Regions from separate parts of the Mus musculus genome. Here region 1 is linked to region 2. Evidence: chromatin contacts called from ENCODE POLR2A ChIA-PET data. All regions are on one chromosome and are shown on one strand. Each heading gives the region's core, a stretch centred on a gene start or an enhancer-like site at or near the end of the contact. The rest is flanking DNA. Distances are from core to core; before and after follow the strand shown.

Region 1 (6,953 bases), core at 3,457-5,956, 200 kb before region 2:
CATCCCTCATCCAGCAATTGTAGTCTCTAACACTGAAGCACAGCCCCAGATTACCCAACTGAAGTGCCTTTCTCCCCACCCCCAAAGACTAGGTCATAGAACTTTTTAATTCCTTGTTATCTCAGGAACCCTTTAAATCACCCTGCTGGGATAAAGGCTTATTACTCAAAGAACACCTTGCCCTGGGAACTCATCCAAGTTCCTGGCCTTCCTGCCACTGTGTGGTCTACTGCCAAGATTCCCTGGAGAGGGAAGCAGAGGGTTACATGGAACAAAGCTCAGCCTGGCCTCGGGCTAACCCTGAGCTTACCAAGCAGCCTAAGGCCTCGAAAGCAAACACTGAACTTCAAACAAAAAGGAAAATTCCCAGGGACAAAGGTGGGTGCTCATAAACAGTTGGGTTTTATTTGTTTATTTGGCTACATTTCAAATTTGGCCACCATTTTTACCCAGCAAGTTCTCCTTAAAAATGTAAAAGCCATTTTATTTTTTAAATAAAAAATATGGCAGAGCTGAGAAATGGCTTAGCAGTTAACACTGGCTGCTCTTCCAAAGGACAATGTTTCTATTCCCAGCAGCCACATGGCACCTCACAACTGTCTGTCATCCAGCTCCAGGTTACCTGACAGCCTCACACAGACAGACGTGCAGACAAAATACCAATGCACAGGAAGAGCAAGCAAAAGAATCAGCTTAAGGTCATTCTCAGCAACGGAAGCTCCAAGTCAGCATGGGTTACATGAAACTGTCTAAAAAATATTAAACAAAAAAAGAAACAACAACAAAGGCTAGACAGCAGCTTATCCATTAAGAGTAAATGCTATGCAATCATAAGGAACAGAGTGTAGATCCCAGCAGATGCATAACAAGCACAGCATTCCACAAATGCCTGCAACTCCAGTCCCATGGGATCCAATGCCTTCTCCTGGCTTCTGTATGCAAACAGGAACATCTTCACACATATGCATAGAAACAATTTATATGACTTATATAGTTTATTTAATAATGGGGGGAGGTTGGGTTTTTTGTTTTCTTGAGATAAGATCTCTGGCTGTCCTAGAATTCTATATAGACCAGGCTGCTGGCCTCAAATTCAGAGTTCACGTGCCTCTGCATTCCAGTCCTAGGATTTAAAGGCCTGTACCACTATGCCTAGCTTAAAATGTCCTAAGACTGCCAGGCAGTGGTAGAGCACACCTTTAATCCCAGCACTCAAGGGGGTACAGACAGGCGACAGGAGGATCTCTGAGTTCTAGGCCAGCCTGGTCTACAAATAGAATTCCACAGCAGCCAGAGCTACACAAAGAAGCCCCATCTCAAAAAACCTAAAAATTTCCTAAAATTAGCTGGAGTACATGCCTTTTAGTCCCAGTACTCAGGAAGCAGAGGAAGACAGATCTCTGAATGCAAGACTATCCTTGTCTACAAAGCAAGTTTCAGGATACCAAGGGCTACACAGAGAAACTCTGTCAAAAAAACAAAACAAAACAAAAACCCTTTTAAAATTAAAAAAAGGTAAAGTGAGACATATGGCTGGATACTGACTGGGTACACCACTACAGTCCCAGTACTCAAGACACTGAAGCAGGAGAGGTGCAGAGCCGAGTTCCAGGACAGCCTGAGCTGCCCAGTGATACCCTGTCTTTTGAGGAAAAGGCTGGAGACTGGAGAGGTGGCACAATAGGCAGCATTTCTTGCAGAACCCCAGTTCAGTTCCCAGCACCCACATGGTGGCTTACAACCATCCATAACTCCAGTTCCAGGAGATCCAACAACTTCTGGCCTCAGAGATATTGTATGCATATAATGCCTGTACAGCCATACATGCACATAAAACATCCACACACAAAACAAAATAAAACTTAAAAAAAAGTGATAGCCAGGCAGAGGGCTCAGCACGTAAAGGTGCTTGCCACCAAGCCTGATGACCTGACTTTAATCTCTGGGACCCAAATAGTGGGAAGAAAAGAACTATTACCACAAGTTTTCCTCTGACCTATACACAAACACACACAAACATAAACAATAACTCCAGTAATATTAAAAAGGAAAAAGCTATAAAGTTCTAAAATGACAAACACATCTGTGAAATTTAGAATTTGCCTGAAGAACATATATGCTATGTTCACATATATGTTCATCTGTTCACAGCAAAGTAAAAAGAACATTTGTCCAATGCCAAAACCCAAGTGAACCACTAGAGGGCGCCTTTACCCCGAAGAAGCTGGCTCCTGCCTGTATTTCCAGTAAATCCGTGCAACTCCTTTCCCTTACAGCCTTCAAGCCAACTTGGGGTCCATGCCATTCAGGACTACAGTGTAAGAGCTTGCCTCTGAACAGGAACACATGCCCAGCCAATTCAGCATGTGAAACTGATCAAAGTAAGACCTGCCTTAAATAGATAAATAGATAGATAGATAGATAGATAGATAGATAGATAGATAGATAGATAGATAAATGTTGTTTTTATAAATGTTTTTTTAATGCATGCTGTATTTATCCCTCCCTGACAACATCCACAAAAGAAATAAAGACAATTATGAGGCTGTTGAGATGGCTCTCTGGGTGGAGCACTTACTTGTTACTCTTGGAGAGAACCAGAATTTGATTCCCACATAGTGGCTCACAATCACCCGAAACTCTAGTTCCAGGGGTTCTCACGCAGTCTCCTGAACTCACAGGCATCAGGCCCATATACATAAACTCATGCAGGCACAACACACATATGAGTATAAATAAATCTAAAAATCTTTTAAGAAAAAAAGATGAAGATAGAATTTAAGTTGAGGGCTGGTGTAGTTCACTTGATAAAGGCATCCCTTGCACTACGTAAACCTAGTATACTGCTATATACGTATACTGCTATATACGTATAGTGGTATCTACTGCTGAAATCCCAGCGCTTTGAAGACAGAAGCAGGATCATGAGTGTAAGGCCATACTGCAGCTACACGACAATTTTGAGACCAGACTGGGCACTGTTTCAGATATTTCCCTCCCTTGGCGTCTGCTGGGTTTTCACACAGGGGCTCATTCTGAACTCAGCAAAGTGAGGTGGAGTCTCTGAGTGCTAAAGCCACCAACCCCACAAAGCAAGAACACTCGTTTGTATTGGCATCCAAAAGCCTGAGGACAAGGCAAAGACTCATCAGTATATAAATGTGATCAAAACTGACTTTAAGCAATGACTTGGCCTACATGGGCCTCATCCTCCCCCTTCAGTAGCTTGAGAACATAGCATTTCATGTGGGTGGTCACAATGAAGACTGCAAAGCTACCCAAGAGACCAACAAATAATACAACCTATCTCCTAACTATTCCAAGACAACCCAATGAAGTTAAAAGTTAAATTTTTGCTTTCACAGCCTGACAAGAAAGATCTCTGCTCAATTCTCCAAGGAAAGTTCAAGAGAACAGCAAATTTAGGGTTGTTTTTTCACGTTTGTTTATTAGACAGGGGTTAACCTGGAACCCATCATGTAGATCAGGCAGGCCTTGAACTCAGAACTCAGCCTGCCTGTTTCCCGAGTGCTGGGATTAAAGACTGTACCACTATGGCCAGCCTTGGGTTTGGTGGAAGAATGTCAGGATGAAGGCAGCAAGCACGGCCTGCTCACCGCTTGGCGATCTCCTGGTAGCGCAGCTGTAGCTTCGCCTGCAGGTCTTGCTGTGGGAGGAGAGAAGAAGTCAGAAACTAGGGAACCCCAGGATAGGGTTAGCGAACAGAAGTAGCCAGTTAGGGTAAGTTTACAAGTCATGCATATGAAGAAAGGCAAGGGCATGGCTTACAAAACTTTAAGGCTAAGTTTCCAGCCTTTCCAAGATCTAACCTAAAAAGCCTTCCTTTTAAAGAAAATCTCCTCTGTATATGGGTCAATATACTAAACGTGCTTACCCTAACATTATGGGAATTCTCACCCAAACAGTTGCTTACTAAGCTCCAGTGCTAGATATACCTCCTTTCTTGGACCCTAAATTATCTCTCCTCTTATCCATCTCCAACCTCCCAGGAGCTGCAGAGATCTACAGCTTCCCTGACCTCTTTGTTTTCTTCCAAAATCTAAAAACTGGTCCTCAGCCTTCCAAAAACAGGGGCACAAGATTCCAAGCTGATAGCCGGGCGTGGTGGCGCATGCCTTTAATCCTAGTCGGGAGGCAGAGGCAGGCGGATTTATGAGTTCAAGGCCAGCCTGGTCTACAAAGTGAGTTCCAGGACAGCCAGGGCTACACAGAGAAACCCTGTCTCGAAAAAGAAAAACAAAAACAAAAACAAACAAACAAACAAAGATTCCAAGCTGATACGGGGGATGAGGAAACACCTGGTCTCACGTGGGAGACAAATGAGGCGAAGAGAGAAAGGGATAGGAAGAGGGGCGGGGCGGGGGGGAGCTAAAGCCAGGCAATCTAAGGCCAAGGAAATCCCAGTAACCCGGCCAAAAACATTTAGGACCTTGAGTCTGACTACTGGAGTCACAAATTCAGGGATCCTGGATTATCCACTGAACTAAGGAGATGTTAAGGGGGATAGGATTCAAGGGCGTACAGAACCCAAATCCTTCCCGGCCCGGATCGGAACAGCACACGCACCCCAGACGCCCAGTTCCGCAGCTTTTGGATAACGCGAGTAGCGGACGCCATATTCCTTCCGCTCCGAAGGACGCTGGTGACGACTCTGTCCCGAGGATTCCTGGGTACCGCGTGCGGTCTCGCGAGAGCGAAAGTGAGGCGTGGTCAGAGCCGACTATAAAAGGCATCCCCTGCTCACGTGACTCCTCTCCGCCAGATCGCCGCCATCATGGACACGAGTCGCGTGCAGCCCATCAAGCTGGCTAGGGTGAGGCGACTGCGGGTGTTTAGAAACCTGAATAAAGAGAGAAGAAAGCTGAACATGTCGAGCCTAACTTTCCCTTATTTCCTGTAGGTAACCAAAGTGCTGGGCAGGACCGGTTCGCAGGGACAGTGCACGCAGGTGAGTGATGGGAACATTCGGACCACTTCCTGGGGTCGGAGCGGAGTCCTCCCGAGTACCAGGATTATAACTGGATTTGGTGACGTTTAATTCTAGTAGCTAGGTTCAGGGAGGATATGACTTTGTAAGAAACGCGGATACCGTAGTAAGACTGCCTTTGAAAGCTTTGGTGGTTTTTTGTTGGGGGGGGGGGGGTGTTCTAGACAGGGTTTCTCTGTGTAACCCTGGCTGTCCTCGAACTGAGAAATCCGCCTGCCTCTGCTTCCCAAGTGCTGAGATTAAAGGCGCGGGCTACCACTGCCCAGCTAAAAGATTTGGTTTTTAAAGAGGTGGAGTTGGCGGGACCTGTGTGTCAGTAGTAGACTTGCTTACCATACAAAGAACCCGAAAAAACTTGAGTACTGAACTCAAAGCTAGTAATTAAAGATGTCTAAGGAAGTTCACTTGGAGTTCCAGTCAAGCTTAGGCTACAAAATGATCCAGTACCGAAAAAACCTGGGCCACTGTTGATAGTGTGCTTGCCTCGGTCCACCACATAGAACAAGAACGGTAGGGCATCTCACCTACTCCAGGAGACAGACAAGCCTAGGCTAAAGATGCCCTGACCGTTCGTTCCCCTGGCTTATACCCAGGTCTCCCATCACAGCTAATTAAGAAACTAAGGTAGGGGGACCCGTAGATCAGGGCCAGCCTGAAGTAAGTTGGAGGCACCCAGATAAAATTGTAAGTGGGGAGGGTGTTGTAATTCCAGAAGGATCACAGGATTTCAAGGTCAGATCAGGCTACAGAGACCCTATCATGTGAGTGATTCAATGCCTTTGGTCTGGCAAATGAGACCTTAAGAGTAACAAATGCTTGTAACTGCTGAACCATCTGACCTGACCAGCCCCTGTCCCAGGCTCTGGTCCATATTACCTTTCCACCCCACTAGTAAGTAGCAGCATTTAACTCTTGTATTGGGCTTGTAGGTGCGAGTGGAATTCATGGATGACACCAGCCGCTCTATCATCCGAAATGTCAAAGGCCCCGTTCGAGAGGGTGACGTGCTCACCCTATTGGAGTCAGAAAGAGAAGCTCGAAGGTTGCGTTAATCTTGCAGCTGGTGGGTAAGTGGCAACCCTTGGGAGGGACTTGTTAGGAGGTAAGAAAGGCACTCTATCTAATGCTTGGGTCTGTTTACAGGGTTCTGGATATCCACTACTTAGCCCACGGAATGATCTGCAACTGTTAAATAAAGCATTTATATTAATTCTTGTCTAGAAATTGGTTTTTCCAGCAGCGTCTTGGCTTTATAAAAACTCCAGTGACCATGCACTCTGCTTTGAAAGCCCCCCTCCCCATAGGTGTTTGTTCCTACTGCTTCCATCCACACAATACGAACTTAGTAGAAATACTTTTATTAGGATGTTTCATGAAGTGAGTTGAGGGATATGGCATTACCCAGGCTTTGCCTCACTCTTTCCCCTCAGCATCCTAACAAGCTAGAGGGAGCATCTTCTCAAGGTGCCCTGCTGTGATTCAGACAGCAGAGAGAGTCTAGATGTAGTTAGCAGCTCACAGAGGTAGAGGTTCCTCATTTGTCATTGCATTCCTTTGCAGTGGGAGACCCTGTGGAAGACTGTCCCTAGAACAAAGAAAAGGGGTCCTATAGGCAAAAGGCTAGTTTCAGACACCCACTGGGGGGCAGTGCAGTAGAAGGATGGAAGAAATAAGAAACAATCTTCCAAGCTTCCTAGGTTGAATCCATGTTAGATACCTACCCTAGCTTGGTTGGTAAATAACTGGGATCAGTGATGCAGGAGACCCAGCACTTGCTCATCCCCATTTGAGTCTTGCATGAAATAACTGACCTGTTTGGCAGTTTCTCCATCTTTGGTCTTCTGAAGGTGCTTAACATCTTTGTTTCTTGGGGACCACACTTACCTGGTGGTTTGATGTCAGGTGGGCATGGAGCAGTGCAGCCACCTCATCCTGTTCAGCCTCC
Region 2 (7,479 bases), core at 4,429-6,928:
TTGGTTATAGATACCAGGACAAAGAGGTGATAGAGGGTAATTCTGATTTAAAGTTAGGATACAAGGAAGTGGTGAGTGAGACAAACTAGGGTGGTACCAAGGAGGTCTTTGGGTTTTTCTTTTCCAGATTCTTACATTTCCCAGAAGAAGCAGGTATGAAGAGTAGAGCCATGGAGGTTTGAGAAGGAGCCTTGTGGGCTACTAGAACAGGATCTATGTTTGTGTATGTATTGTGCATGTGGGGTACAGGCAACCATGCCAGCACATGTGGAGACCAGACAGAAGTTAATATTAGAATGCCTTCCTCAAAGTCACTTCACTTTGAGACAAGGTCTGTCAATGGAACTTTTAACTGTTTTGGCTAGACTGGCTGGCCATCGAGCCCCAAAGATGACTGTCTTCTCCCTGTTTCCCCCATTACTGGGTTACAGACATGTGCTACCATATAGTTTTAAAATGGCTACTGGGAATCTGAACTCAGATCTTGTTTGTACCTACTATCTCTCCAGCCCAAGGAGTCTTTATCCAGAGCTATAGGGGGCACTGAGGAACACTGGCGAAAGGCTGTTTCCGCGGGTGCTCTGACTGAGATAGGAGGGGATGCCCTAGCTAGACAGAATAAGACCAACCTCTAGGCGATGGCTGAACACTGGACTTCTAAACAACACACTTGGATTTCCAAGAGGCATGGCCAGTCTGGCTCTGGTCTGGAACAGAAGCAAGGCACCATATTTTCTTTGTGGATATATATAAGAAAGAGGTGAGGTGGGGCGGGCGGGGCGGGGGTGGGGGGTATAAGTGTGTTATATACTCTATACATAGCCAGGACAACCTTGAATTCCTAATCCTCTCGAGTCCACTCTCCCACCCCTTCCAAGTTCTGGAGGAAATGTATGCACTTATTAGCATGCCTGGCTTATGTGGTGCTTGGGACAGAAAGAGCTCAAGAATTTGTGCATGGTAGGCAAGTACTGTACTGAGCTACATCTCCATCCTCAGTACATTTCAAATGGACCCAACTCTCCAGAATGGAGATTGGGGCAGAAGCCAGCAACAACACAAGGTTTGCTGACTGAAAGGAGGATGCGGAAAAAGTTCAATTCCCCATCTTGCCCCTTCTCAACTCTTCAACTACAGTAACCCAGGCTCTTCTCTCTCTGAATCCATTGGCCTCAGGAGCAAGGGAGGTGGAGGTCTAATGCAGAAGAGCTCAGAGTTTACTCACACCTAGATTTCCACATTGCCTTCCTAATTTTTTTTTTTTTTCGAGACAAGGTTCCAATGTATATCCCTGGCTGTCCTGGAACTCACTCTGTAGACCAAGCTGGCCTCGAACTCAGAAATCCGTCTGCCTCTGCCTCCCGAGTGCTGGGATTAAAGGCGTGCACCACCACCGCCCGGCTTGCCTTCCTAATTCTTGATACTAATAACAAAATTTCTTGAGATAGTGTTTACTATGTACCCTGGCTGGACCTTGTCACTTAGATCTGCCTGACTGTCTAGCAAGTGCGGGGATTAAAGGTGCGTGCCACAATACTTTAAACTCGGGGCCTAATATATGAAAGGACAACTTTGGAGACTTGATCTTTCCCTCTCTGCCTCACACAGGCCATCAGGGCTGCATAGGCAAGCACTTGAACATGGTGAGCCATGAAATTTCAAGACACTGTTTCTCTGTGTAGTCCTGACTATATTAGAACTAGCTCTGTAGAACAGGCTGGCCATAAACTCAGAGATCCACTTAACTCTGCCTCCCAAGTGCTGGGATTAAAGGCATGTGCCACTATGCCTGTTTGTTTGTTTTTAAATAAAGGAAAACAACCTGGAATAAAGAACAACCCTATTGTATCTGGTTTCTGGAAGTTGTGGAACAGAACAGTGGGCACTGACTACCCTATCTACAGCTGGCTACGATGGGCACTGAGTTGGAGAGAGATCCCATGGCTGAGGTGCCAGGAAAACAGGAGTACTGATGAGGGCCAGATTCTGTGAAGCCAATTCTAAGTCGCCCTCCCATTGCATGTGAGCACCCTAGTCCAACAGCCTAGTGCTTATTTGGGGGGTGGTGGTGGTGGGTTGCAGGAGAGGAATCACAGTTAAAAGTTTAAAATAAATTAATTTTTAAAAGAAATTAGCTGTGACGCTTAAAAAAAATTCACTCTCATACTGCTCTTACAGAAGACCCAAGTTTGGTTCCCAGCACCCATCCCGACAGCTTACAAGTGCTTGGGGCTCCTATACCCTCTTTTGGCTTCCATGAGCATTAATTACACTTGTGTACACACATACACTCTCATACTTTCTCAAAAAATAAAAAAAATTAGAAAAAAAATCTTATCTGGGGGGTAAGGGACCCAAGACAGCACACACTAGCTCAACGTGCCTCCTCTATTGTCCCCTCCTCCCTCAAATTACAAAACTCTCTGTATTCCTTCCCACTCAGTTCAACAGAGCTGTTTCAAAGCTTCCATAAAACTAGCTTCTCCCCCTCTGACAGTTGTGACACCCCAGGAGCAAACAGGGTTGAGTCTGTATAGAGTTGAGGGGGGGCCAGCTGAGCCTAGGTCTCATCCCTTGCTTCTAGCTCTATGCCTGAACATTGCTCAGCCTTATCCAACTGGGTGTTGGCACCAAGGAACCCAGGTGTCAGGGCTGTGGGGTGACCAGGGTGATGGTCCTGGAAGTGGACCGTGAGGCTCTTGAAGAAGTCACACACTGCATACACAAATAGCAGCCATCTGTGTGTTTCCACGTGATGTGGCTGGGAGCCAGGTACCCTGCAGGCACCTCAGTCTCCCTCCAGAAAGCCTTTCAACCATGGATGGTAGACGTTGGCCAGAACAGATTAGACTTTTCCCTGGGTCCATCCCCCTCAGCTGCCAGGGTCCAGGCAAGCTGGATTCTTTTTCCTGGGCTTGACTGCCCATCACCGCAGGCACCACATTTGCCTCCTATCCCTGGATCCACCACCGGAGAAGAGCACTCAGAGATTGGACAAGACACAAATGTTTACACAGGAACGCCAGCGCAGATGAAGGCATAGGTACCAGTCATTTTAAAGGTAAAAATCATGTATTTTAAGGGACAGGCACTGCTGCTTTCCAGCATTCGCAAGGCCCACACAGGGCATAGGAATGAAGGCCCCTCCACCCTGCCCTGGTGGTCACCTGCACGCACCTGAGGGCGCATCAGAGCCACCCTGAGGTCTTCTGGGACTACTGGTAGCGCCTGCAGGAAAGAAGCAGTTCAAGTTCAGAATAAAGGTGGGCTCAGCCAGCTTTGCAGGCAACCTGCTCCTATACTCACCTTGACTCTTCTTCCAGATGGCAGTGCTGGATGCTGGTGGCCCTGGAGTGGCAGCCAGGAATGGGCGCAGTCGAGGGGGACTCAGGCCAAAGGGTGCAGGGTTCAAGTATGGAAGGAAGGGCCCAGTGGGGGCAGAGGTAAAAGGCTCAAGTAGTGGGAATGGCAGGCCCAGGGAAGACGAAGGGTCGGACTCTGGGGGACGCTCGGGTACAGGTGGCTCTTTGTCCAGGGCAGGGGGTGGTGGCGGGGCTGGGTTCTGACCATGGTCTATACAAACATGCAGATGCTTGAAGAGTGAACGGTGAGTGCGGAAGCGCAGGAGGCAATTCTCACACCTGGGGGCAGGCACAGTACTGGACTATATCCTGGGCAACAGGAAGGGCCTATCCACTGCTTCCCAGGGACCAAGATGTAGGAAGGGTATCTATATCAGAATCTCTGTAGTACTGCACACAAAGTAAAGGAGCTTGGCCTACAGGCCCTCCTTTACTGTAGTCTTAATTCTTCTGGACCTTTCCAGCTCAGAATCTCAAGTTTGGTTTTACTTAAGTGCCAGTTTTCCACATAAGACATGAGGTAGAACTGGACGGAACCACGGCATGTATACCCTGCACCTCCAAACTGAGCCCGTAGCCAGAATGACTTAATTCCCATCTGTTTTCCATGCATGGTTGGAGCTGGTTTCCCAGGCCACACTCATACTTCAACCCACCCTTCCTCCACACACACTAAGAAGCACTAAAGATCTGGGAATTGAAAGAGGGGGATGGTCAGGCTCTCACTTGAAGTAGCGGTTGGGCTTGTAATGCAGCTTGCCGTGGGCTACCAGCTCCTGCATGCTGGGGAAACTCTCAGTGCAGCTCAGCGCGGAGCATCGGAAGAGTTTGCCTGGTAGGGATAAAGTGCAGATGTGGAGTGGGGTGGTTAAGACTAACTCTGGGGGGGGGGGCTCTGCCTATCTGCTTCACTATCAGCAACCCTCATCTTACCTTCCAGTGACTGTGTGGGTGGGCAGTGGGTACGGAGATGCTGTGCTAGATCACGAACACTGGGGAAACTGAGGCAGCAGCCGGGGCTAGAGCAGGGTATTTGTTTCCCTGCAGGAACGAATGGGTGTCATTACTCTCTTCCTTACTGACCTACCCAAAAGCCTTGATTACTCCCCACCCAGCCACTGTCAGAATAAACTGCCCGGAAGGGCTGGATTGGTTTAGTTCATCTCTGGAGCCACACCTGACATATTGACAAGGTGCTCAGTAAATGGTGAAGACCACCCCCCACCCCACCCCCCCACCCCCGCAATGGGATAAAAGGTGATTCCTTGTCTTGCACCATCTCAGCCCTATCAAAGGCATGTGACTCCCCAGAAAGGTCCACAGATAACCTGGCGGTGGACGGCGTCTGGGCAACCGAAGGTCCTCATTGGTCCCCACGCCTGTGTTGGTTGAGCCAGTCTGGCAACTGTCTGAGGCTGGATAGGCAACTTGCTGCAGAGGTCCTCCATGGTCCCACACTGGTGGCATGGCTGTTGGGTTAGGGCTGGGCTCCTCCACGGAGGAAAAAGTGGCTGGAGCTGCCCCATCTGGAGATGCCACCTCCTTGTCTGGCTCACCGGAGCTGGATTCTACAGTGGTCAGCGTGTCCGAGCTGGGCCTGGATGGTTCCTCCTGGTGCAAGAAGTGGCTAAAATCAGGCTGGGATCCCTAGGTCAGACAGATGCCCTTCTACTACAAAGGTCCACAAGACAGACTCCTTCAACACTCACCAGATATTACCCAGTCATTCCACTTTCTGAGTCACCAGCAAGATACGGGAGATAAGGGCAGACCGAGCTACTGTCTCCTAATTCCAATTGCAGGAGTTATCAGGGATTATGCATAAAAAAGCAGCATTAACATCCCTTCCTCAATTTTGGCAGGAGAGGCACTAGGGGCGGAGGTGTGGCCTAGAGGAGCAACTAGGAAATGCTGGAGGGCCTACAGTGGATCGTGTGATGATGGGGAATACTGGCTAAGCTAGAGCTGAGCAGATAGACGCTCTGAGCCAATACGTGTTAAATTTAGGGACTGAACTCTAGGAGAGTGGGTGTGGCCCGGCCTTCAGGGCTGGACGAAAGCTAAGTGACAGTCAGAGGCGGGCGGGGACCCGGATGTGGGGGCGGGGTCAGCTGGAGGGGGGCGCGCGGCAGGACCGTTCCCTGTCAGTCCCGCTGCTCTTCCGCGTCCGCGTGCGGGGTGCTGCGCTCACCATCCTCTACTCAGTTACACCTCTGGTTCCCGTGCCTTCGGAGGCTCTGGCTCCAGCAGGGGCGTCTTCCTCGGCGACACGGTCTCTCGCTCACATCGGCGCCATTTTCCCGCTTCTCAGATCTCGCGAGACATGGGGTGTGGCCTAATTCTGGGCGCTTCTCTAGAAGGAGGGGCCTGAGACTACACTGCAGCTCTTATACAGAAACAGAGAAGGTCTGCTTTTGATTGGTCTTAAATTTCAGAGAAAACTGACAAAAGCTCTTCCCCTCCCCACTTTTATAGCCCAGGTTGGCCTTACACAGAAGTTGACCTTGAACTTAGATGCCAATACACCAGGTTTTAGGTGGTACTGAGTATCAAACCCAGAGTTTTCATATATGCTAGGCAAACTCTCTACAAAGCAAGCCACATCCTTAGCTCTGTACACATACACGTACAAATGAATATGTATATGCACAGATGTGAGCAGGTAAGAGCGGAGGTCCAAGGTAGACATTGTCTTCCTTCATTGCTCTCCACTTCATTCACTGAGGCAACATCTCTCACTGAAGTTGGAGCTCACCAGTTCCCACCTAGCTAGCTAACTTACTTGTCAGAAGATTCCTGTGTCCACCTCCAAAGGGCCCTGATTACAGGAAGCTGCTATGCCTCACAGGGAGGGCTAGAGATCCAAACTCTTTCTCATTTACATGATTGTGGGTTTGAACCCTGGTCCCTTGTGTCTGCACAGACCCATCTTCCTAGCAAGCACCATAAAATTTTCAGCACATCCAGTGTGCAGCAAGTACGAATCTGTTGTAATAGCCCAATGTGAGAAACACTCTAACTAATGGATCTTCAGGAACAAGCAAATTCCACAGGTCGAGAGGTGTGAAAATGAATCCCAAGTGCACTACTACTGAGAGGTCGCCTGCCCACCCTACTTTCCTTAAGTGCATCCTATGTGCCAGGAACTTAGTACTGCTCTTGGGAGTCTCTAGTCAACCAAGAAAATGGAGAGACAATAAATCAACAACAGCAGAAAAATGATCTTGGATCTATCCTAGGAGATAAGAAAACAAACAAAACTGATGTGAAATGAGGAGTCAGGGAAGCCTGTCTAAGGGGGTGACTTGAGCTGTGCCTTGATGCCTACAGAAGCAGAGCACTACAGCAAGCTGGCGCAGATGTCCTGAGCTGGCAAAGAGCAAGCTCCCCTTTCGTAAGCAAGGGCGAGACCTCTGCACTATTGAAACAGAATAAAGATGTTGGTATGGAGGTCAGAAAGAGAACTTGGGTGAGTCCTGTAGGGCTTCCTTTCTTCCTTCCTTTCTTTCTTTCTTTCTTTCTTTCTTTCTTTCTTTCTTTCTTTCTTTCTTTTGTTTTGTTTTTTCGAGACAGGGTTTCTCTGTGTAGCCCTGGCTGGAACTCACTCTGTAGATCAGGCTGGCCTCGAACTCAGAAATCTGCCTGCCTCTGCCTCCCGAGTGCTGGGATTAAAGGCGTGCGCCACCACGCCTGGCTCCTGTAGGACTTTCAAGAGGTGGAAGAGAGAGAAACCATGGTTTCTGAAGTAGTCATTGATGAATGTTTGTTTTTCCATTTTTGTGTATGTGGTTGCATGTATATATGCACACATGTTTGTGGGGTATTTGTTTGCAGGTGCATACTCACATTTGTGGGTACATGTTCACTTTGTGGCTTGTGCATATGGAGGCTGGTGGTTGCAGTGGGGAATAATCCTCCAGGCCTCTTCCTCCTTATTCGATGAGACAGGACCTCAAAATCAAACTCAGAGCTCAACAATATGACTATTCTTGCTCTGGGGATGCACGGTCTCTACTGTCTGAGGCTGAAGCTGCAGGTGGGCCATAGTGCCCACCTGGCATTTACCTGGTATCTGGGGATATGAACTTAGGTCGTCATATTTCTATGGTAGGATCAG

Evidence for each region. ChIA-PET counts read pairs that join two places held with the same protein, here RNA polymerase II (POLR2A).
Region 1: POLR2A ChIA-PET joins it to region 2 with 29 read pairs in Patski. The contact joins the promoter of Rps28 here to the promoter of Zfp414 in region 2. POLR2A ChIA-PET finds 5 or more read pairs at or near these places in 3 of 5 experiments (Patski and embryonic stem cell).

The regions. Positions count from the first base shown.
Region 1 is chr17:33,822,315-33,829,267 of GRCm38, reverse strand. It overlaps Rps28 (ribosomal protein S28), which reads left to right and starts at 4,706. Exons shown (of 4, transcript NM_001355384.1): 1 at 4,706-4,834; 2 at 4,922-4,969; 3 at 5,938-6,075; 4 at 6,152-6,232. The coding sequence starts at 4,796. The coding sequence ends at 6,060. Ndufa7 (NADH:ubiquinone oxidoreductase subunit A7) reads right to left here and starts at 4,696. Exons shown (of 4, transcript NM_023202.4): 1 at 4,588-4,696; 2 at 3,618-3,667. The coding sequence starts at 4,638. It overlaps Kank3 (KN motif and ankyrin repeat domains 3), which reads right to left. Exons shown (of 11, transcript NM_030697.3): 10 at 6,893-6,953; 11 at 6,351-6,593. The coding sequence ends at 6,543.
Region 2 is chr17:33,627,291-33,634,769 of GRCm38, reverse strand. Zfp414 (zinc finger protein 414) reads right to left here and starts at 5,678. Exons shown (of 6, transcript NM_026712.3): 1 at 5,554-5,678; 2 at 4,691-4,973; 3 at 4,296-4,403; 4 at 4,089-4,194; 5 at 3,307-3,641; 6 at 3,054-3,228. The coding sequence starts at 5,556. The coding sequence ends at 3,164.